2 separate regions of the Mus musculus genome follow, and region 1 is linked to region 2. The links are chromatin loops, found by intact Hi-C in ENCODE. Cell type or tissue: gastrocnemius. All regions are shown on one strand. Links, peaks and the distances in the headings refer to the core of each region. The heading gives the core; the rest is flanking DNA.

What was found. A loop is a pair of places that touch in the nucleus more often than their neighbours do. Peaks named below come from ENCODE experiments on the same cell type or tissue, not always from the same donor. Only the 100,000 strongest peaks of a DNase experiment are listed, where the experiment ranks them.
Region 1: it touches region 2 in a loop (4-fold over the local background); 17 of 42 quality-filtered maps call a loop at or near these places.

The regions. Positions count from the first base shown.
Region 1 is chr10:4,600,873-4,611,917 of GRCm38, forward strand. No RefSeq gene overlaps it. Among named protein-coding and RNA genes, the nearest start is that of Esr1, 100 kb to the right of the region's middle. In gastrocnemius, for the core only: no CTCF peak of the experiment used is centred there; no DNase peak of the experiment used is centred there.
Region 2 is chr10:5,154,840-5,165,884 of GRCm38, forward strand. Syne1 (spectrin repeat containing, nuclear envelope 1) reads right to left here. Exons shown (of 146, transcript NM_001347711.1): 98 at 7,495-7,629; 99 at 6,613-6,722; 100 at 2,782-2,920. Among named protein-coding and RNA genes, the nearest start is that of Gm51757, 170 kb to the right of the region's middle. In gastrocnemius, for the core only: a CTCF peak has its summit at 6,925 (motif pointing left); a DNase peak (open chromatin) is centred at 6,913; H3K4me3 peaks cover 279 bases; H3K27ac peaks cover 2,328 bases.

The DNA.
Region 1 (11,045 bases), core at 1,767-9,766, 550 kb before region 2:
GCAGCCATTTTCAGCATGCCTCCAGGGAAGGAGCCTAGCCAGCTGATCTGGAATCACTTAAGGAGGCGAGCTTCCAGGCACACCTGTAAGGGATTTATTTCCATTAGGTTGCTCTCTGAGTCAGTCTGTGAGGGATCATCCTGTTAGATTCACTGAGGTGAGAAGAGCTGCCCTATGGGAGTGTGGCCCCATTTCCTGAGCTTGGATCCTAGACTGAATGAAAAGAGGAAACCAATTAAGCCTGAGCACTGGTAAGTCTCTTCCTCCTGGCTGCAGACACAATGTGACCCAAGCTTCCAGCTCTGATGTCTGTTCTTCTCCTCATGATGTTTTGCTTCATGGCCACTTCCCCTCTAAGAGGACCTCCTCCACGAGGACTTCCCCTCCATGAGGACTTTGCCTCCATGAGGACTTCCCCTCCATGAGGACTTCCCCTGCAGAGGACTTCCCTCCATGAGGACTTCCTCTGCAGAGGACTTCCCCTCCATGAGGACTTCCCCTCCATGAGGACTTCCCCTCCATGAGGACTTCCCCTCCATGAGGACTTCCCCTCCATGAGGACTTCCTCCATGAGGACTTCCCCTCCATGAGGACTTCCCCTCCATGAGGACTTCCCCTCCATGAGGACTTCTTCCATGAGGACTTCCCCTCCATGAGGACTTCCTCCATGAGAACTTCCCCTCCATGAGGACTTCCTCCATGAGGACTTCCCCTCCATGAGGATTTCCTCCATGAGGACTTCCCCTGCAGAGGACTTCCCCTCCATGAGGACTTCCCCTCCATGAGGACTTCCCCTCCATGAGGACCTCCTCCATGAGGACTTCCCCTGCAGAGGACTTCCCCTCCATGAGGACTTCCTCCATGAGGACTTCCTCCATGAGGACTTCCCCTCCAGAGGACTTCCTCCATGAGGACTTCCCCTCCATGAGGACTTCCCCTCCATGGGGACTTCCCCTCCATGGGGACTTCCTCCATGAGGACTTCCCCTCCATGAGGACTTCCCCTCCATGAGGACTTCCCCTCCATGAGGACTTCCTCCATGAGGACTTCCCCTCCATGAGTACTTCCCCTCCATGAGGACTTCCCCTCCATGAGGACTTCCCCTCCATGAGGACTTCCTCCATGAGAACTTCCCCTCCATGAGGACTTCCCCTCCATGAGGACTTCCTCCCTGAGGACTTCCCCTCCATGAGGACTTCCTCCCTGAGGACTTCCCCTCCATGAGGACTTCCTCCATGAGGACTTCCCCTCCAGAGGAGATTCCCTTCATGAGGATTTCCCCATCTCAAACTGAGCCTAAGCATATCACTCCTTCATTAAGTTGCTTTTGCTTGGACATTTATCACAGTAACAGAAAAAGAAGCTATGTTGCCTACTGCCATACAGGTGTTTGGGGCAACTCTCATCAGTGGGTTTTATCTCATTTTATGGTCCTCCTCTTTGGCATTGCTTTCATGCTACCTGACTCTCCCTGTCTTTAAAAAAAAAAAAAAAATCAAAGCTTTCGGAAGCTGGAGAAATGGCTTAGTGGTTGAGGACACCTGATGCTCTTGCAGAGGACCTGGGCTTGGTTCCCAGCACACACATGGGAGCTCACAACCACCTGTAACTTCGTTCTAGGGCACCTGATGCCTCTCTATGGCCTCTACTGGCACATACATGTGCATACAGATAAAGTGTGGATCCTAAATATGACCCAATTTTTTCTTTTGATCTGCTCCTTATTGAACCTGTGTTCTGACTGTGCTTCCCTCTTCAGCGTATGACCCCACTGTGTGCAACCACAGCCAGCAGGCTGACCCCACTGTGTGCAAACACAGCCAGCAGGCTGACCCCACTGTGTGCAACCACAGCCAGCAGGCTGATCCCACTGTGTGCAACCACAGCCAGCAGGCATGGCCCTTACTGAAAAGAACTCATGTTGGCTTGAAAAGAAGTGGACGGACAGATAGACCTGGTAATGTAATTTGCATCTGCTTCTCTGTTACGTTAGTCATGAATTTAGTATGCAGCGCTTGAGAGAACAGGACTCTGGAAAAGTAAATGCATTAGAGCAAAGGAGGTGACAGGCACGAAGAGCAAACCTGAGCGGATGTAGATGACAGGGAGACATCTGAGGTCGGGGGAGTGGGGATAGTCAGTGCCAGACAAGCACAAGGGATGTGACAGTCCCATGTCACCAAGCGGGAGTTACTGTCCCTGGACTTCAGCATACCACCTGCATACCTAAGAACCCCAAAGTCTTATTTAACTCCAATCCTTTCCACCGACCACTAAAACGCCATTTGGTTATCTAATTGCTTCCTCAAATCTGGTATGTCTAAAACTAAATTCTGGAAACTTCTTTTTTCCTTTAAACCTATACATTTTGGGGATTTTCCTGTCTCTCTTGATGCTTGGTTTGCATTGGGATTTCTTGAGGTCTGAACATTGGAGTCATTTTGGCTTCTTTTCTTTTTACCAGGCATCTAATCTGTCAGCAATCATGTTGGCTCTGCCTTTCAAATGAACCCAGCATATAAGAAGAGGCCCCCATTTACCACTCCCACTCTTATCTAAGTACCTTCGCTTCCCAGCTCCTGCTGTGGGCAAATGCTAGGGTCCTTCCTAAAGTCATATGTTGAAATTATGAGTTATGACGGGATGGCATCAGGAGGTGTTAGGAGGAGATCAGTATGATGGAGCTCGTAAGAAGAGACAGGAGCGCTTGCTTCCTAGCCAGCTTCCTGTGTTCCCTGATATGTGAGGTATAAGTGAGTGTCCTCCCTGTCTCTATTCCATGCACCCCTTTATCTCATCTCCAGCATCCTTTGACCATGTCTGTCTATCTCATTGACTATAATATTCATCAGCTTGGGATACTGTAACACATATCATAATCTAGGTGACTTAAAAGGTGGACATTTCTCATAGTTCTGGAAGCTAGAAGACTGAGATCCATCCATTTACTAGTATGTTCTGGTCCTCATGGGGGCTCCCTTCTGGGGTCCTGGAAATTATCTTCCTCCTGTGGTTTTATACAATGAAAAGACCCCAATAACTCTCCTTTACAAAGGCACTAGTCCTTCAGGAGAGCCCCCACCTCATGAACCAACAACCATTTGCCAATTCCACCTATTTGGGTTTTAAGATTTCAGCATGCATATGAGGTTTTTTTATTGGGAGGGGTAGGTGGAATATAAACTTTAAATCCATAAAAATTTGCATCTTACCCTTACTGTATGGGAATCTAATCTCTGCAAGGTCAGCTCTTCATTTGTTTCCACGGACACAACAGTCAGAATGGTACCTGGCACACTGTGGGTATGCAGTGAATGATTTGTGGTTGGAAAAGATGAACTGGAATACACAATCTCTAAGAACCTATCCAAGCAACTGGGGTAGCTTTGTTCCCTTGTGACCAAGTCTTGCCTTGACTCCTAGTCTCCCAGGGGTGGAATTCCCTACCCACGGGAAAGCTAGAAGCTCTTTTATTTCTATTGACTGAGACATGCCTACACTGCCTGGGATGGCTTCGGGTCACTTTGTTCAAAGCACTCTGGTCCTGTCTACTCATCTCTTATAGTCTCTTCTCCTGGTCTGGATCTTAACTTCTTACTTTCCCCTTAAACACGAGCACCACTGCTCCCCCCACCCCCCACTCACTACTCAGCTCCTGTAGCGGTGATGCATTGGTCCTAGCCCTGCCTGGGCACAGCTTTGAGTGATTTTTGTTTTGACTTCTGGTGGGCCTGCTTTGCAGACCCTAAAATAATGATCCTTTCTAAGGTTGTGCAATGTGTGAGAGGCAGCATAGACACCTGAGTATGAGTGGGTGGAAGTGGTTTCAAAACAACTAAGAGAATCCTGGACATTGCCCCATGCCTGTGTCGGTGTCATCTCCCCCACTCCCTATTGGTCTGACAGGTTGGTATGTCCAAAACACATAGTAGGACACAAAGGCCTGAACTCAGTATTACAGTATCAGAAGGATTCCCTATGGAGGGCTGGGTGAGGGGAGGATGTATGTGTGAGGGTTTGTGACTCCAGACTCTGCCCTTTTCAGTGCCTTCTGAAAGCACTGTCCTTAGATTGCTTTAGGCCTGCTAGGTTACTGAGGATCATCTGAGTTCTTGGGTGTAAGGCCATTGCCAGGGCTCTGACTGTTGACCTTGTCAGACAGAAACCTGGAGAAGCACCCACGACTGTGGAAATTGGTGGTTGTTCCTGGACTATTTCACAATACCGTTCTCCAGGAAAGAGGAAAAAAAAATAGGCCTTATTCTTCTTGCCTGCAGCATTACATAACCTAACTCTAACCCTGCTGGTTCAAACACTGTTCTTTTTCTTCTTTTTCTCTTTTTTGTTCCCCTGAGTAAATAGTTGTTCATACACACACAGGGTGTAAATAGTTCATACACACATAGGGCCCAGGCTGCCTTCTCCACTCCTGTGCTTTTGAGGGAATGGCTACTCTGTTGAATGGTGCCCACAGCTGGACACTAGCCAGAGCTTCATTTATGCATCTTCCTTAGAGTATGGATTTTACCAGGACACCTATTAATTATCTCAATGCATAGAAAGCCAGCTTCTACTTGTAGTTAATGCCATGGCTTTGGAAAACCTACTTATCATTTGAAGCCTGACATCTGTTGTTTAAGTGATGTCTCCTAAGGACAGAGCCCTGCACAAGGCACTGGAAAGGGCAGAGTCTGGAGTCACAAACCCTCACAGAGATATCTTCCCCTCGCCTAGCCCTCCATAGGGAAACTTTCTGATACTGTAATCCTTTCTGTTCAGGCCTTTGTGTCCTACTATGTGCTTTGGGCATCCCATCAACTATCTTCTCACACCCAGGCAACTCTTTTATAGCGTGTCTATGCCTTCCTTCTCCTTTTACTTCCTTTGTGCTTCTATGGGAGAAAGTAGATAACATCATTGATTTTCCAAGAACTACTCTCACATCTTTGTTTCCTGCGATACAATGTTTGCCTGGTGTGAGCAGGAGGGTCAGATTGGATCTGCATGTGGCACTCACTCTGAATCTCGGTGAGGTTTTTACAAATCGTGAAGAAATGACATATGTGACTGTGATTTTGATTTAAAGTGACAGCACCATTCATTTGATTCTCAACTTTGTGTAGGCTTCAGAGAAGATCCTACGAAGTTTCCAGACTCTTCCTTCAGAAAAATGCGTGTGTTTATGTGCCCAGAGTTCAGGTAGGATTTTAGGGGTTCCAAGTGTCCTGGAACTACCCGTGTGGGTGTTTGTCTTGGAGGGTGAAGAGAGCAAACCAGTGGAGTACAGGGTGGTTTTATGAAACAGAGTTGGCATTATGTAATAATCAGACAAAGTTTAGTTGAAATAGAAATGATGTGAAACACATTCATACAAAGACCTTTATTATTATACACTTTATGCATGTTTCCCACTTAAGATTATTTAGTAATCTAAATCCTTGCTCTTTATTTCCCAATTTTACTTATTACTGTGAAACTTGGATGCCATGTGCTAGCTCTAATGTAACTTTCTAATTTTTGTGTGTGTGTACTTGTTGTGTATGTGCTTGTGTGAACATGTGTATACTATGTGATTACTTTCCATCGAATTTTTTTGTGACAGAGTTTGTCTTACTTATTTTCCTATTGTGTGAATAGACACCATGACCAAGGCAACTTACGAAAGAAAGCATTTAGGGGCTGGCAAGGTCTCATCGGGTAAGAGCACTGACTGCTCTTCCGACGGTCCTGAGTTCAAATCCCAGCAACCACATGGTGGCTCACAACCATTTGTATTGAGATCTAATGCCCTCTTCTGGTGCATATGAAGTCAGCTACAGTGCACTTATGTGTAATAATAAGTAAATCTTTAAAAAAAAGTTAAAAAAGAAAGCTTTTAATTGGGGTCTCACTCACAGTCTTAGAAGGTGGCCACGGCCATCGTGTCAGGGGACATGGCAGCAGGCAGACAGGCATGGTGCTGGAGCAGTAGCTGAGAGCTTACATCTGGTCCAAAGGCATGAGGCAGAGAGCTAGAAATTGGGTCTGTCATGGATTTTCCAAGAATTCTCAAAGCCACCACCAGTGACACATCTTCTCCAACAAAGCCACACTTCCTCCAACAAGGCCACACCTCCTTCAACAAGGCCACACCCCCTAATCCTTCTCAAACAGTTCTACCAGCTAGGAACTAGGAACATTCAATGTACGAGTTTATGTGGGCCAGTCTCCTTCAGACCACCATAGGGACTCATTGAACCTGATTCAGCTCTGCTGGCCAGTGAGCTGGAGCGATCTACCTGTGATGTCCTCCCCCAGCTGGAATTACAGGCACATGTTGTCATGCTTAACGTTTTACATGGGTGCTAAGGATGCAAACTTGGGTCCTCACACTTCTGTAGCAAGTACTTTGCCAGTGGAGTCATTTCCCCAGATCCTATCTAGAGAATTTTATTCTCTCAGAATTCACTAGTGCTGTTGGGCCAATGGTGTCTACACGGATGCCAATCAAAATCATGGGTGGGACTCTCCTGTTGCTAAGCTGGGGTGGGGAGGACACTTCTACCAGAGCAGATACTTCAGTCCATTTTCTACCTGATTCTTAACTCCTGTCATAAGTAATAGCAAGGCTTCCCTTTGCTCTTGATGGTGGAGACAGCCTCCTTGGATGTTGGCCATACCATCGTGATGTTGACAACCCCATCCCATCCCTGTACACTGCAACAAGAACTGGGTTTTGTGCCTCCTATGACCAGCACGCAAGATCCGGGAGAAAATGTTCCCAGCCTCCTGAAGATAAGTTACTGCAGAACTTGAGATCTATGAGTGTGGCAAATGGAGTGAGGAAGTTGTGGGTCCAGAGCCCCATGTCTGCTAATCTCTGCTAGCTGATTTTTCTCTGTCTATGGATAACTTCACTTAATTAAGGGTCTTTGCTTCCTGTGTCTTCTACTGTACTACCCCAATATGAGGCCCACTACCCTGTCAAAAGTTAAAAATTCATATCCGTGCAAACCCCCCTGTAGTTAGCTATTATATTCATTAATTTTTTTGTTGCTGTGACAGAATTCACTAGGTAAAAATTTAAGATAGAGAAGACTTATGTTGGCTTATGGTTTGAATGGGTCAAGTCCATCAAGAGGACAAGGTTTGGTGGAGTTAACGGCCACAGGACCAACAGGCTACAATTCCTCTCACACTGGAGTTTGAGAAGCAGAACCCAGGCCAGAATTGGGACTCAGCTATAACCTACAGGCCTATATTCCAGCTGCCTGCATTCCCTAACCACACCCCACCTTTAAGAGGTTTACAGTCTCCCTAAACAGTGCCACACATGAGCTTGCAGGGAAAACTTCTACAGCACTCATGATCAGTTCTGATGTCTTAGATCTGGTGCAAGATCACTGGCTGGGCAGGTGCCTAGTAGTTACTCAATTAGCAATTAGAGGCAGGAGATGGGATGACACCAGGCAACAGCAACCACGGACAGGACAATTTCTTTACTGAAATGGCTGGGTGAGTGGTCAGGGCCTCTTTGCTATTTTCAGGTAGGAGATCTCGATTTGAGTTTCTCTACATGAGGAGGACCAGAAATTCACTGCTACATTTTCCCAGTGTGATGGAATCGAAAGAGCCTTTGCACAGTGCTCAGTGGAAGCATCTTGCTTAATACGGACAAATGGAGAATTGGGGCAATTACCTATATATTTGAGTCCCAAGATCTGCTATTATTTGGGGTTTTGGACAAAAACACAAACTCCAAATTAAAAAAAAAATTAGCTTGAATCATCCATATCACAGCAAGATTTTACTTGAACAACCCAGACAGACTACATCAATTTTCTGCTTTCCTTTGCTGTGGAAACTGGGCTGTTAATGGTTACTTTAGAAATAAAAGAATATATCCAAAAACAAAACAAAACAAAACAAAACAAAACAAAACAAAACAAAACAAAACAAAAACCAACAACCCTCCCCCCAAACCAAAAGACAAAAACAAAAAAACTAGGTTGTAACCTAGAAAAATTTCTAGAATTTCATCATTTGGTGTTGCTAATAAAGTTCATGACATGAAGAGAGGATGTGTGTGCTGGCCCTCTCTCATTATTGATAAGGACATAGCAGACGACACGCTCTCAATGATAGATTAGATGCTTTTTTTTGTTTTTTGTTTTGTTTGTTTGTTTGTTTTTTTCGAGACAGGGTTTCTCTGTATAGCCCTGGTTGTCCTGGAACTCACTTTGTAGATCAGGCTGGCTTCGAACTCAGAAACCTGCCTGTCTCTGCCTCCCAAGTGCTGGGATTAAAGGTGTGCACCACCACGTCCGGCCTTTTCTTCTTTGTTGCTTATTATCCAGTCAGTCTAATACTGTTGAATACAGTCTAATTAGGTAATTTTTTCCCTCAAAGGAGAGTTTTTGCCCCACGAAAAGCACAGAATATTTTAAAACAATGTTTTGGTCTTGGCAGATCTATATCTATGTCTATATCTAATATATATCTATATATGTATATATGTATAAATATGCATATATTTATATACACATATACATATATATTAATCTGTAGTGAAGTCATGAAGAAGCTAAACTGCAGAACGACTCCTAGTACAGCACACACTTCCATGTTGGGTGCAGTTCTGTGGATTCTCAGAGACTGTAGCAGAGGTCTCTGTCATGGAGGCTTGACTTGGACCCCTGAATTTGAATACTGGCTCTAGCCAGAGTGTGTTCGCAATCTCAGCATCTCACGGTCTCCTTGCCAGTCAGTAGCACCTGGCTCTGTGTGTTGTAGAAAGTGCTTTGTCCCGACACGCCAGACACCTGCACTCATTTGGAAGACTTTGGCTGGTGTTTTCACTCTTTTTCACCTAAGAAAGCATGGTCTAGAAGGGGGCATCACAACTGTCCCTTAAGGACACACAGCCTCATACACATCTTTATATTACAAACGTGCGTTTTAAAAGAAAAGGGCGTAGAAGACCAGGGAGAAGGCTCAGTTGATAAGACTGCTTGTTCTGTAAGCATGAGGAGTTGAGTTTGAATCTTTAGCATGCTGGGCGTGGCTATGTGTGCCTGCAATCCCAGCAAACCTACACACTCTCTCTATTTCTCTCTGTCTCTCTCTCTCTGTCTTTGTCTTTCTGACTCTGTCCCTGTTTCTGTCTCTCTCTGTCTCTGTCTCTCTCTTTGTGTGTGTGTGTGTGTGTGTGTGTGTGTGTGTGTGTGTGTGTGTGTGAGTGTGTCTGTGCACTCGCATTCGATAGGTGGATCCCAAGAGCTCACTGCCCAACTATCCCAGCCAGCTTCCAGTTCACTGAGATACCTATCTCAAGGAAACGATGTGGAGAGCAACAGAGAAGCACAGCAGTGTCTTGCTTTGGGCTCTGCAGTCATGTACCCACTTACTTCTGTGTGCCTGTACACTCATCTGTAATCCCTTCACAACAAAGAAATAATGTACACTTGCTTCCGAATCTGAGGGGTGTTCTATTTTGGGAACCCCTGCCCTAGGTAATTTTCTTCTCTGGATTGTGCACCACTGATTCTAACAGGTAGCTAATGCTGCTTGAAAGCATGATTCATCCATCCTGGCAAGTAACAGAGGGATTCAATTAATTTAGAGGAAAAAAAACCACTTGGCTTTTAAAATGTTTGAACTATTCAAAACATTTTGTTGACTCACTTACCTTTCACAGGAAATCATAATAAGAACAATAAAGCGAGGGCCTTCTCTGACATGCTTGGCCTATGTGATTATTCCTTCTATAAATGAGTTTTATCAAGTTTAACGTTCGCTAATTTGAAATAAAACATTTCAGATCACAACTAAAATACATCCTACACTATGTAGTTTGGGGGAGTTAAATTCAGACACATTTGTGTATTTGAATTGTTTTGGGGCCAAACTCACCAGGGTATAGAAAACTGAAGACAATCAAGACAACTTATTATAAAGAATGTGTAGATCAGTCATGAGACATTTGGTATCTTTTCTCCTCTCAGCCAATTCTGAGATGCTTTTCTTACCCAGCATGCACTAATGTTCATGTATAGGGATCGAGACAGTGGCCAGAGTCTTTTTTGGTCTTTTGCCTGATACCATTCTTACTTCCACAGAAGCATTCTTTCTCAGATTTATAGAATAGGGAAAAAAGAAAAAAAGAAAAACTAAGACATTAAAACAACAACCCAGCATTTAAAACACATGTTACATAGAACACAACAGATTTTATGAGCTATTAAAATTCCAAAAGGTCTGAAAAAATTAGAGGTCTGTGGATCAGAGGTAATGTGTTTGCTTAGCACATCAAAGTTTTGGGTTTATCCCTAGTACCAAAAAGGAAAATAAATTTAAAATGCTTTTTATCTCATATTATTGCTTCAGCGTGTTTGTCTCTGAGTTAAAAAAAAAAAAGAAAGAATAACAAACAAAATAAGTTTTTAAAAAGCCAGTCATGTTGGCTTACGCCTGTAAGTTTAGCACTTGGAAGACCGAGGCAGGGGGAATCCTGAGAGTTTAAGGCCAGTCTGAAATGCAGAGTGAGACCTTGTCTCAACAAAACAAAACACCAGATTAAAGCCCCAAAGCAAACAGGACTTGTAAATCACGGCAGGAAATGCCAAGCAGTTTATAGAAGGCTCATACACCTGAAGGCTTTCAGAGTCAGCTCAGGCTAAGCTGTTCAGGTTTCCAAAATCAGGAACCCCATTCATTAATCAGTGACAAGAACTGCTGAGCCACGGACTTAGCTGGTTGAGTCAATGAGTGAAAGAGAAACTCTGAGAAGCGCTCACATTAGAAACACCCTTATGCCCCTTCTTAGCTAGTTTTCAGCGAGGAAAATCTGTGTGCAGAAAGAACGCTCCCTTATTTTATTTTTTCCAAGTCAACATGTTCGTCTAGACTTCGAGCTTTATTGCAAGGAAAGAGAAAGTGGGTTGGATCACTTTTTTTTTTTTTTTTCAGCCAGAGGCTTGTCCTTCTGCAAACATCTATCTGTAGGCAAACGCTGAGAAAGTTGGAAGCAGACCTGGCTGGAGAGAGAGAGGAAGGCCACCCCCTCC
Region 2 (11,045 bases), core at 1,944-9,943:
CCTTGCTGTATCTCTGTCTTTAGAGAAATAAGTCCTCCTAACTCTCTGCCGGACACCAGTCTCCTTTCTTTTAGTATTCACCTCTTCTCTTCTAACTTCTTTTAGAATCCTCCCCCACAAGGACCATCTGCAGTACCAGCATTCAAATACGTTGGAGATGTCCCCCAATGAAAGTTCTATGGCTTTTCAAAAATACTTCACTCTCATTTGATCGTTTGATTGATTGATTGATTGACTGATTGACTGATTGACTGAGTCTGACTATCCATCATCTCGTGAGAATTTCAGGCCACTCCATCCTGCAGTTTGAACATCTCTTACTCGGCATATCTTTGTCTCTTCATTGCTGCAGTCTTAAATGATTTATCTGTTATAGTGGGTTTTCACCATTATTTTAACTTGCTCCCTTTTGGATTCCTGTTTGTGGAGTGGGACCTCCCATAGCTACTTATTTCCTCAAGAAAGTGTGAAATAGTTTCTGGGTTGGGTTACAGATTTGCAGAAGGTAGAACAGTATTTAACCCCAAATCCATAAAAATGCTTCTGCCAAGGGGGCATTAACTTAAATACTCTACAAGTAAAGAGATGAAGAAAAATCCCATTGGAGAGACAGAATCCACTGACCCCTTGAGCTATTTAATTTCAGCGCCCCCCCGCCCCCCGCTCGATTGTGTTAGCTTTTTCACTTGAGAGTAGTAAGTATATCTGATGTATAAAGTTTCCAGTCAGCAGTTGTGAAAAGGAGAGACTTTGAAACACACATATCTATACCCCAGTTCCAGCATTGCTTCTTCAAGATCATTAGATCCTGAGACTGCCATCTCCCTTTCCTAAGCCAACATTGTCTACAAAGTGAACATAAGGCCTCTCACATCTAAGTGTTGCTAGACATGCTAAAATCTAAGTGTAAAACAGGCTTCTCTCCCCTTGACAGGGGCTCTGGACCTCTTATCTACTTCCTGTTCACTCTTCATGCCAGAGGAAAACCAGTGGTTCCCAAAAGGAAGTTTCCTGATGCAAAACAGGCTGTAAAATAAAATGGACAGCTGAAACTTTCTACTTGTAAGATGAAGGTCAGGAATATGAACCCAAACTTGGACAACACCCAGGTGTCACAGAAGCATGATGGTAGGACAGATGGAAAATGCTGGATACCAACACTTACAGGAAATGCAGTTCTCCACAATGAGGTATGTCTTCAGTGCTAGTCATGCGGGTGCTATGGCCTGAGTGGACAATTAGTGGAATAGTGGGCTTAGGCTTCTAAGGGGCAGGAATCTTTTTAGGTGCTTACATCTCAAAGAATGGAAAAATACTGTGGCATGAAGGTAAGCTGGAAGTCCGACATCCTGAGGTGATCTACCTCAGGAAGTCTAGCTCCAGGTGTGAGAAACATTTGACTAGGGGTGTAAGGAAGGGTTCAGACAAAGATTGGAGGTCTGTGCAAAAGACATTGAATATCAGTGTCAGAATGAAAATGATTCTGGCACAAAAAAAAAAAAAACAAAAAAACAAAAAAACCCAAGAATGGCGTGCTATCAGCCAGCGCTGATGGCAATTCCTGCAGACTCGTTGGCCAGAGGAGTGCAAAGAGCAGAAAGTGAAGCCTGCTAGGAGGTTTTGGAAAACGACTCTGTCAGAAGAAATGCGACAGTCTGTCACCACAGACCATCTCTGTTCACTGATTCGTGTCATGTTGCCTGCCTTGACAGTTCCTGTCCATCTCTGTCTAATTATCACCCTTTCCTGAACAGCTAGCTCCAAATGATGACAACAGCAGATTTTTCAGGACCAACAGTAAAGACTCTAGGACTTACCCCACTGGGGAAAACTTGCTGTCCTCCAGTGAGCAAGGCAGACATTGCTAACTCATTGCTGAGCCCTGGGACTCTGCCCCGTGCCCCTCTGAGCCACAGCCACTGTAGGCATCAGGCATACCTAGATTCCTGGCTTGCTCATTACCCCCTTTAAACTCTCCAGTTCCTCTGACTTCCCCCTTGGTTTCCAGCCTCTGCAAAGACTGAACCAATAACTATTACTTTTCTGGAACTTTCTGTTGCCTTGGATATTGTGTGCATGATGGAACAGAGCCCAATATCACACGATATCCATCCCAGGAACCGGCCTTACAGATGGGCCAGCTAACTGCCCTACCTGACCATCAGCTTCTTTTGTTCTCAAGACCCTCTAAGGCTCCAATATGTTTCTCATTAAAACCTTCTGAAAGCATTCAAGACTGGAAGTAACAGTGGGAAGGGGGCAACCCAGCAGTTAAGTTTCAGATTTGTGGAAATCCTTTTTGATATGTATACTCTAGGTTTGAAACCATAATTTTCAAAGTTGAAAATTAAATTGGACTTTTGTGGTTCATGCTAATAAAAAATCAGATATTAATCATCTTTGGGAAAAATATAGAAATCAGATAAATTTTCACATACAAAGACATTGTGGGAAATGTGAGGCATGCCTTGTGAAGCAAAATACAAAATGAATAACTTGCCTTATACTTATCTCAGAATTATATAATTCATTCATTATACTGATTATTATACAGTTCTACTCCCATAGCATAAGCTGTGTATCTCCTCTATCAGTTAATATATTAAAGCTAAACAGGCAGAGCAAAGGGGTTCATGCTCGCATGCCCAGTGCCTAGGAGGCAGCCGTCCTAGGAGCAGGCAGCCCTCAGCTACATTGCAAACTCTAGGGCAACATGTGGAGCAGGAGACCCTGTTTCACAAGCCCAAAGGGAAACAAAGAAATGAAGAAAATGTTTGATACCACTTGTTCTTGCTCCTGTTCCAGAATATTCTGTAGTAGCTTCTGCTTGGCACTAAACTCTTGGTGTAGGCTTTCCCACTTCACTCTCATCTGGTCTTCAGCAATCCCCAACTCCTGGGATAACACATCAGGTTTTTCACTATTAGAAGAATAAACAGTCTAAGTTTACAATGTGTGCAAACCGGAAAAAAGAAAACAGAAAAAGAAAAAGAGGGGGAAGAAAGGGGAGAAAGAGAGAGGGGGAAGAGGGAGAGAGAGGGGGAGAGGGAGAGAGAGGGAGGGAAAGAGAGGGAGGGAGGGAGAGGGGGAAGGGAGGGAGAGAGAGAGAGAGGGAGAGGAAGAGAGAGGAATGGAGAGAGGGGGAGGGAGGAAGGGGGAGAGAGGAAGAGAGAGGGGGAGAGAGGGAGAGAGGGAGAGGAAGAGAGATGGAGGGAGGGAGAGAGAGGGAGAGAGAGGGAGGGAAGGAGAGAGAGAAGGGGAGGAAGGGAGAGAGAGAAGGGGAGAGAGGGAGGGGAGAGAGAAGGAGGGAGAGAGAGAGAGAGGGAGGGAAGGAGAGAGAGAAGGGGAGGGAGGGAGAGAGAGAAGGGGAGGGAGGAAGGGGAGAGAGAAGGAGGGAGAGAGAGAGGGAGGGAAGGAGAGAGAGAAGGGGAAGGAGGGAGAGAGAGAAGGGGAGGGAGGGAGGAGAGAGAGAAGGAGGGAGAGAGAGAGAGAGGGAGGGAAGGAGAGAGAGAAGGGGAGGGAGGGAGAGAGAGAAGGGGAGGGAGGGAGGGGAGAGGGAAGGAGGGAGAGAGAGAGAGAGGGAGGGAAGGAGAGAGAGAATAATAGACTGATAATCTATTTGATATTAACAGACCTGACCTCAAAAATTATAACATGATTATCTTACTTGTGGGCTTATACCTTAAAACATGAAAAGTTAAAATAGAAATACTGAGACTGTAACATATTTTCTTCCTACATCTAATCATGAACACAGGAATATTAAAAACACATTGAAAATGGCTAAGCATGAAATAAACTATAGTATGATCATAGACTAGGATCCTTTGATAATCAGCCTATAAATTGGTTCAAAATTGAAAATTGTTAGCCTAATGAGAACTTTTACCATAAAGAATATACAGGATATTCGGGCCACGCTGTAGAGGGACAGGAGATGAGGGGACAGATGGAAGATGTGCCTTGAGGAGGACGGCAAGAATCCCAGGTCCATTTAAGGACAGGAGGGACCCCAGGTCTATCTGAGGCTGGGAGCAGGCATGGGGTGGGGGTAGGGCGATGGTAGAACACTTGCCTAAGCATGCCTGGGCCCTGGGTTCCATCCCCAGCATGCAGAAAGCAGGAACAGGAAGCCAAGTGCCTATGACAGCGGTTAGTGCTGGAACTCAGGGTAACCTGGGCCACATCTCTCTGAGCCCCAGTTGTCATGACATTCACATGCTACACAGTTTTCAAAGTTAAATAGAACATACTTGATGCCTACAGCTCTATGTGATGAACGGCTACCATGTGGAGGTTAATGGTCTGCCTGTTGACATACATTGACCTTAAAAATTAATGTTGAAAAAATGCCTCTAATTGAATGTTGTTTAAAAACAAAACAAAACAAAACACACTTTCAATAGAAAAGAAAGGAGTTTGAAACTTCATATGAAATGAAATCTCTTTATTATATTTTCTTCTGCGTTGGTTACAATGGCCTCATCTCCAGTGTTTGCATGAAAATTCATATCGAGCCAAGGGAGTAGTTACCATTTGTATTCTTATACTTCACCAATGACACATATAAAAATAGCAGCGAGTTAGTTTTACATCAGAAATTCTCTTTTCATTTCTCATGGGGGAAAAAAATTTTTTTTAATGTCAATGAATTCCAAGCTGGTTTTCCTTCTTAGCCTTAGAAATAACCGGGAACTTGACAGAAGGTGTGAACTGGACTCAGTTACACTGAAGGGCGATTTTTCTTGACAGAAGGTGTGAACTGGACTCAGTTACACTGAAGGGCGATTTTTCTAAGGAGTTTGTATAACCATTGAAGAATTCCGAAGTGGTTCAAGATCTTGAACCACTCTTTTAAAGTTAATCTTCACAGAAAGCTACCATGCAAGACAGATTTCTTTTTACACGAGTTTAATATTTGAAAGAGCAACTAAAGCAACTTGTAGATGTTTATCTGTTGTCTGGGCTCTAGCCAACGCTGAAGGCCAAGGAGAAGGGAGCAAAAAACAACAGCAACATTTTTTTTTTCTTTTTAACCACAAGAAACTTGCACAAGATTCCCATAGCTCTTTTGTGGAACCGACTGTCTGCCAAGCAGACGGCACTCACTAGCTGTCTCCTTCTCAAAAGCAGAGATATAAATAAAGGGCTTGAGAAACTGTAGATGTGCGAATGCCTCAGAGCTGCTTAGTGGGTAGTGAGAGAAAAGACACGCTGCTCTACTAGCCTAGACGAGCGTCCCCTTCATTTGGGGCTTTGCTGCTGATGTATTTTAAAGACCTTATCACGGATCTTTCTAAACTTGGTGGACGGTAGCAATTATTTCAGCTTTCACAGATTTGGGGAGACCTAAATGTCAAAACTACGCATCCCATAATATCTGCAATATATCAACACTCAGAATCACGGAGTCAGTGTTGAGTAAACTACAAAAACACTTTAGTAGCCACATCTGTTATCTCCAGTGATCCATTTGAATACAATGTGTTGTTTCAATTCACAATGTTCCTCAGCTTCCACATGTAAGATTTCTGATACCATGTTGTAATTTTTTTCTTGATGCTAGTAGGTACTCCTGCCTTTTCAATTATTTGACATTATAAATAATATCTTATAACATCTTTCTAACATCTACTCTTTTTTATATTATTTTGCTGAAACAGGGTTTAGAATCAGGAAACAAAGCACAAGGAGAAAGAGCCAAGAGAAACAAGCAAAGACTGCACTCAGACACTCAGGTCTTTACTGACCCCTAGGAACAAAAGGTGCTTCCGAGCTGGGTGGTGCTGCACACACCTTTGATCCCAGCACTTGGGAAGCAGGGGCAGGTGGATCTCTGTGAATTTGAGGCCAGCCTCATCTATAGAGTGAGTTCTAGGGAAACCAGAGAATACCTGTCATGGCAAAAACAAATAAAAGGAAAGGGTTTTCTTTGTATCATTATCAAAACATTTTGTCTTGATGGTTGCTCCGTATTATCATAACTCTGTAGGTAAGCAAGCCAAGACACCCAAGGTCCGTGGTTCAAGTCACAGGCATACCCCACTGGCTGTAGCCCTGTTACCTTTCCAGCTTGCAAATAAAAACCTCCTGTTGAGAAGTCTAGTCGAATATTTCATCTTTCTGTATGTAAGACTTTCAAAGTGTCCATTCCAATCCTACTCCCCAGGATAAAAAACTTTATATGTAGGGATTATAGGAAGAAAGCTGTTTGGAAGTCTACCACTTAGCCTGCATATACATCCTTTTTATTATTATTTTTACTTCTTAAGAATATTCTGCAGGAGTTCTCAAGAGGAAAACACTCTGATTAGGTATAGTCATCAGTTGGAAATATCACAGATGTGATTTGATAACACATTTGACTCAGAAAATGATATGTGTGCTGGGCCTCCAGGAAGGCAAACTCATTAGTCATTATCAGCAGCCATTTTTCTATCTGCACAGCAAAATGCTTGGCAGTGCAGAGACATTTAATATCCTAAAGTGAATGGGGGGGGGGGGGGGGCGGTGTCAGTGCCTTGTGTGGAAAGTAACTATGGAGCAAGGTGTTCCGTTTTTTTCAAATGACAGAGAAACACGAGAAAAGGAAGTTGCAATTTCAAAACATACCCAAGGCCACCTGAACCTTCTGCGGTGGAATGTTGGGTTAGAATCTCCTCTCCACGGCTAGCTACTGAGCGGAGGAGGCTCTTCTGCTCGGCCAGCTCCTGTTCGAACTCCTGCACAAACGCAAACGTTATGGTCACTTCAGAGAGCAGTTGATGGTGGCTGTCACCGTCACTGCTTCCTTTCCTCAGAACGTAAGGAGGGCTCTAATAACTGTAAATCTGAGCACAGTTTAGGCAAATACTCTTGTTCTGATTAAATATACTGAAAAAGCAACAGGAACAGAAAATTTTTGCTGGACAACAGCGCCCTCATGTGGTGAAATATATTCTTTCCTTTCAAAGTCAAAGCTGTCTCAGACTAGCCAGGACAGACTCCTTACAAACATCAGTTCAGGACAGTTAAACTTGATTATCAGCCAATCTGAGTTGCGTGCACTCACAGTAAGTGAGTTTACACTTTGACATGAGAAGGTACTTATGTATTCCTTTTACACTGAGTTAGTTTCCTTAAAAAAATTAATCGACTGAAATCATTTGTATCACATCCATTTACAATTGGGTCTTGTGAGGAGTCTACTAGAAAATAGGAAACACATTTCATTTCTTTGGGGAGAAAAATGCATTTCAGAGCTTTGCCCATTCTCAGAAGCCTTGCTGGGGCTTTTGTGTTATAGTAAAATAGAAGCAAACATTGCATCAAAGAACTACTCAAGACCCATATCCATGCTGGGATGTGGATCCCAGGCCTGGCCTGGGTTCCGTTCCCAGCATTGAAACCAGAACAAAACAAAACTCATGTCAACAAAACCTACGGTCACAGAAACACTGCCCGCAAGCTCTGCTCATGGCAGAGATGCCCACAGGAAGGTGGAAAAGGCTTTACTTTTTGCTGCTGGAGGCTGCTCTGCCGCTGGTGGGTCCTTGTGGTGCGGGCTTGTGCCAGCCATTCCTGCACGCCGGGGCTCTGGGTGTCTGTGAAGTCAACATCGTTCTCCTCTTTCTCTTGTGTGACTCCCTGCTTTGAACAAGATAAGACAGGAATCAGGGGCCACACTGAAAAGTTGTTTCTCTGCCGATGAAATGAGCCAATTCAAGCCAAATAGATTATATGAAGTGTAGGTTTATTGGGAGGCTGCTCTGGGGCGGGCGAGTTCTCTGGCCCCAAGGAAGGAGGAGAGGGAAGTTGCCATTGAAAGGGAGACAGAGGAGATGATGGTAAAGGAGAGAAAAAGTGTGGGTGTCAGAGGGAGGAGGAGAGAGAGAGGGAGAGAGACTGAACAAGGAGACAAAGAATGCTGGATTATACAGTGGAATGGTGCCCAGCCCCAGGGCTGGAAAGTTTAGGGTTGGGGGAGGGGGAGGAGTATGTCAGGTAGGGACTGAAGGATGCTGGGAGAACCTGGAGGCCAGGTTTGCTTTGGTACCTACACTATGCACCTCAGTCCCTTGTCCTAGGGTTGAAACCACTCACAGGAAAACCTCACCTCACTGGAAAGACAACTCCTTTGGTGTAGTTGGGATAATGACTTCATCACCATCATTGCACTCCATTAAAAAAGTGATGGTGACACAAGACTTTGAGACTTTTAGGAACAAGAGTAAGCAGGTGATTATGTCCAGGGTTATTTCTAAGGAAGCCCATTTTTCCAGAGTAGTCTTCAAGTATTATTCTAAATTTTTTCCACATAAATATAAAACTCAACCCTTTTATGAACATATTAAAATCACACAAAGGTAAAATGCTACCCAGATAATCATTACATGTCAAACTTTGTTGTCCCTCCTCTAAAAGCTTCGCCCGGCCAACATTTCTCTCATGTTATCTATCCAAAATGGGCACAGTAGCAAGTCCTTGCTTCTTAAACAGTTTTTGTTTTTTTGTTTTGTTGTTTTTGTTTTTTGTTTTTTTTTTAAAGGTTATCAACCAAAGAGATCAACACCTTTGAGAAACAGTAAATCCACGGTTGGGTTCACATTCTAGAATTCAAGAAGAGCAAGACATGAAGGTTAATGCTGGCTGTGGACTTTGGCTGGGTACAGGGCACATGGGAGAATAGGAAGGCATAACTGCTCCTTGTGTCTGTTAGGTCTTGAGGGCTCTGCCAAAATCCACAGTATTAATCTACCCATGGATTAAAAATCGGGGTGGACAACTGAAAAGAGGTGGAACAAGGAGAAAAGCAGCCCACCGGGAAAGGGTCATTAGTGGCATTTGAAGGGTACTTTTTCTTTCCTTGCCTGAGTTTTAAAGCTTTGCCTTGCCCTTAAGCCATGATATCTTTGCCTTGCCACTATCATTAGTAAGTGTGTCATTGAGTCAAACTTCTGAAAACACAAAGCAAAAAAACCAAGTCTCTCATTCCCTAAAGTTGTCTCCATCAGTCATTTTGTCACAAGGCGGCAGAGCTTAATAACTTGCAGCAAGGGCTTCCAAGATGGCTGAACATCCTTGGCTTCCCCACCCCCACCCGCCCCAGCCTTGCCTCTTCAACTCTGTTTTCAAGAGTTGCAGGAAGTGGTCAACCTCGGAGGGGGCTGGGGCGATAATCACCGGGACACTTCAAGAGGCAGGAAAGCCTTAACTCACCCCAACCCCGACAACACTACACTCATAAGGAGGCAGCACTAACTGGATTCAGGACATTAAAAAATTAAAATTAAAAAAGGACATCAAGTTGGGAGAGATGTTATAAGGGTCCTGGGACCTGCTGAGGAGGGGAAATAAGAAGCAGACATGATCGACACTGTACACTCTATGTATGTCTAAAAGTTTCAAAGATGAAGCAAAACTGTAAGAAGCTATAAAAATTAAGAATATAAAAATGCTTATAAAATAAATTTATAAAGAAAGTAGAAAATGGCTCCCAGCTCCACCTATGAATCTCCTAAGACTTGAATTAATTCTAGGACTCTTGATTTTTGAATGTATGTTATTCAAAAAGAGCTAATTATATACGTCTGTATAATAAATAGTTCCCAGTAGCCTGGAGGCAAAGGCGGGTGTATCTCTGTGAGTTGAAGGCCAGTCTGTTCTACACAGTAAGTTCCAGAATAGCCTGGGCTACATAACAGAGAAACCCTTTCCTCTGATAGTTGCCCCCAGTATTAAATAGCTCCTGTCCAAACAAGAGTCTTTCAGTGCCATTAGAATTAGCAAAATAAACTGGGTGACAGTGGTGCATGCCTCTAACCCCAGAACTCAGGAGGCAAAAATATGTGGATTTCAGAGTTCAAGGCCAGCCTTGTCTACAGAGTGAGTTCTAGGACAGCCAGAGTTACACAGAGAAACCGTGTGTGTGTGTGTGTGTGTGTGTGTGTGTGTGTGTGTGAGCCGGGGTTGAGGGGTACAGGAGAATAACATAGTCAAGTGTCAGCTAACTGTGGGCACAGTGCTTGCCATTCTACAAATTCAAAAAGTGTCCCTGGGGGTTTTAAGGGACTTGGTGTGATAATTACAAGTGACAATCCCAAAACATGCTGCTTTCTCCCTTCATCTCACCCCCCCCCCCCCACACACACACACACACACCCTCACCATTTCCTTGCTGCTTTGGGAGTTTGGCTAGGGACGAAACAAAAAAGCAGTCACTTATCACCCAGACAAACTTCTTGCCTTATTCTAATGGGATGTCGAAGGCCCACCTAGCCTCATGCTTCACACTGAGACCCGCTGAGGATTCAGAGCCTGAGTATATGAAGAAATAGATCAGATTATATATATATATATATATATATATATATATATACAGTTCACCCTTTAAATACATATGATGCATGAGACACTGCAATTGCAGCTCAGAGTTCTATGCGAGAAGCAACCAGAGAAGGGCCTGGGTCAAGACCCAGATAGCTAACAAATGCACCAGCAAGGCTGAGTTAAGTTGGGGGAGGGAGTGGGGGGGCAGGAGGTAAAGGGACAGAAAGTGATGGGAAAGGCTTGCTAGGCTGGTCTGTGAGCACTGTCAGAGGGGAAGAAGTTCAGGGAGCATGGAAAAGTAGAAAACCTGGCACAGATCTAGGGGAGGGCATCCCAGAACTGGAGAACAGCTACGACCCCCTATGGCCCCAGTGTGGCCCTGTGAAGAGACGTAATTGAGAACCAGCATGGAAGAGGCCTTTGTGGCTAGAGTCTGGTGAGGCATCTACCTGGGTCATCTTGCTATCAACCCTGAGACCAACCCTTCCCCGTCCCTTGCCCCAACCCCAAGTAGGAAGGCAGATAAGATAAGAACTCAGCCTTCCAGTTCTGCAGCTTACACAGAGGCTCTGCCTTTCCTCGGAGTCCTGCACTCTTACCCACTGCTCCAGGGAAAGAGCGTTGGGTTTCTATACTTGTGTTTTCTTTCCTGCAATCCCATGATTCATAGTTGTGCTGGCTAGTTTTATGTCAGCTTGATACAAGCTAGAGCCATCTGAGAGGAGGGAACCTCAGTC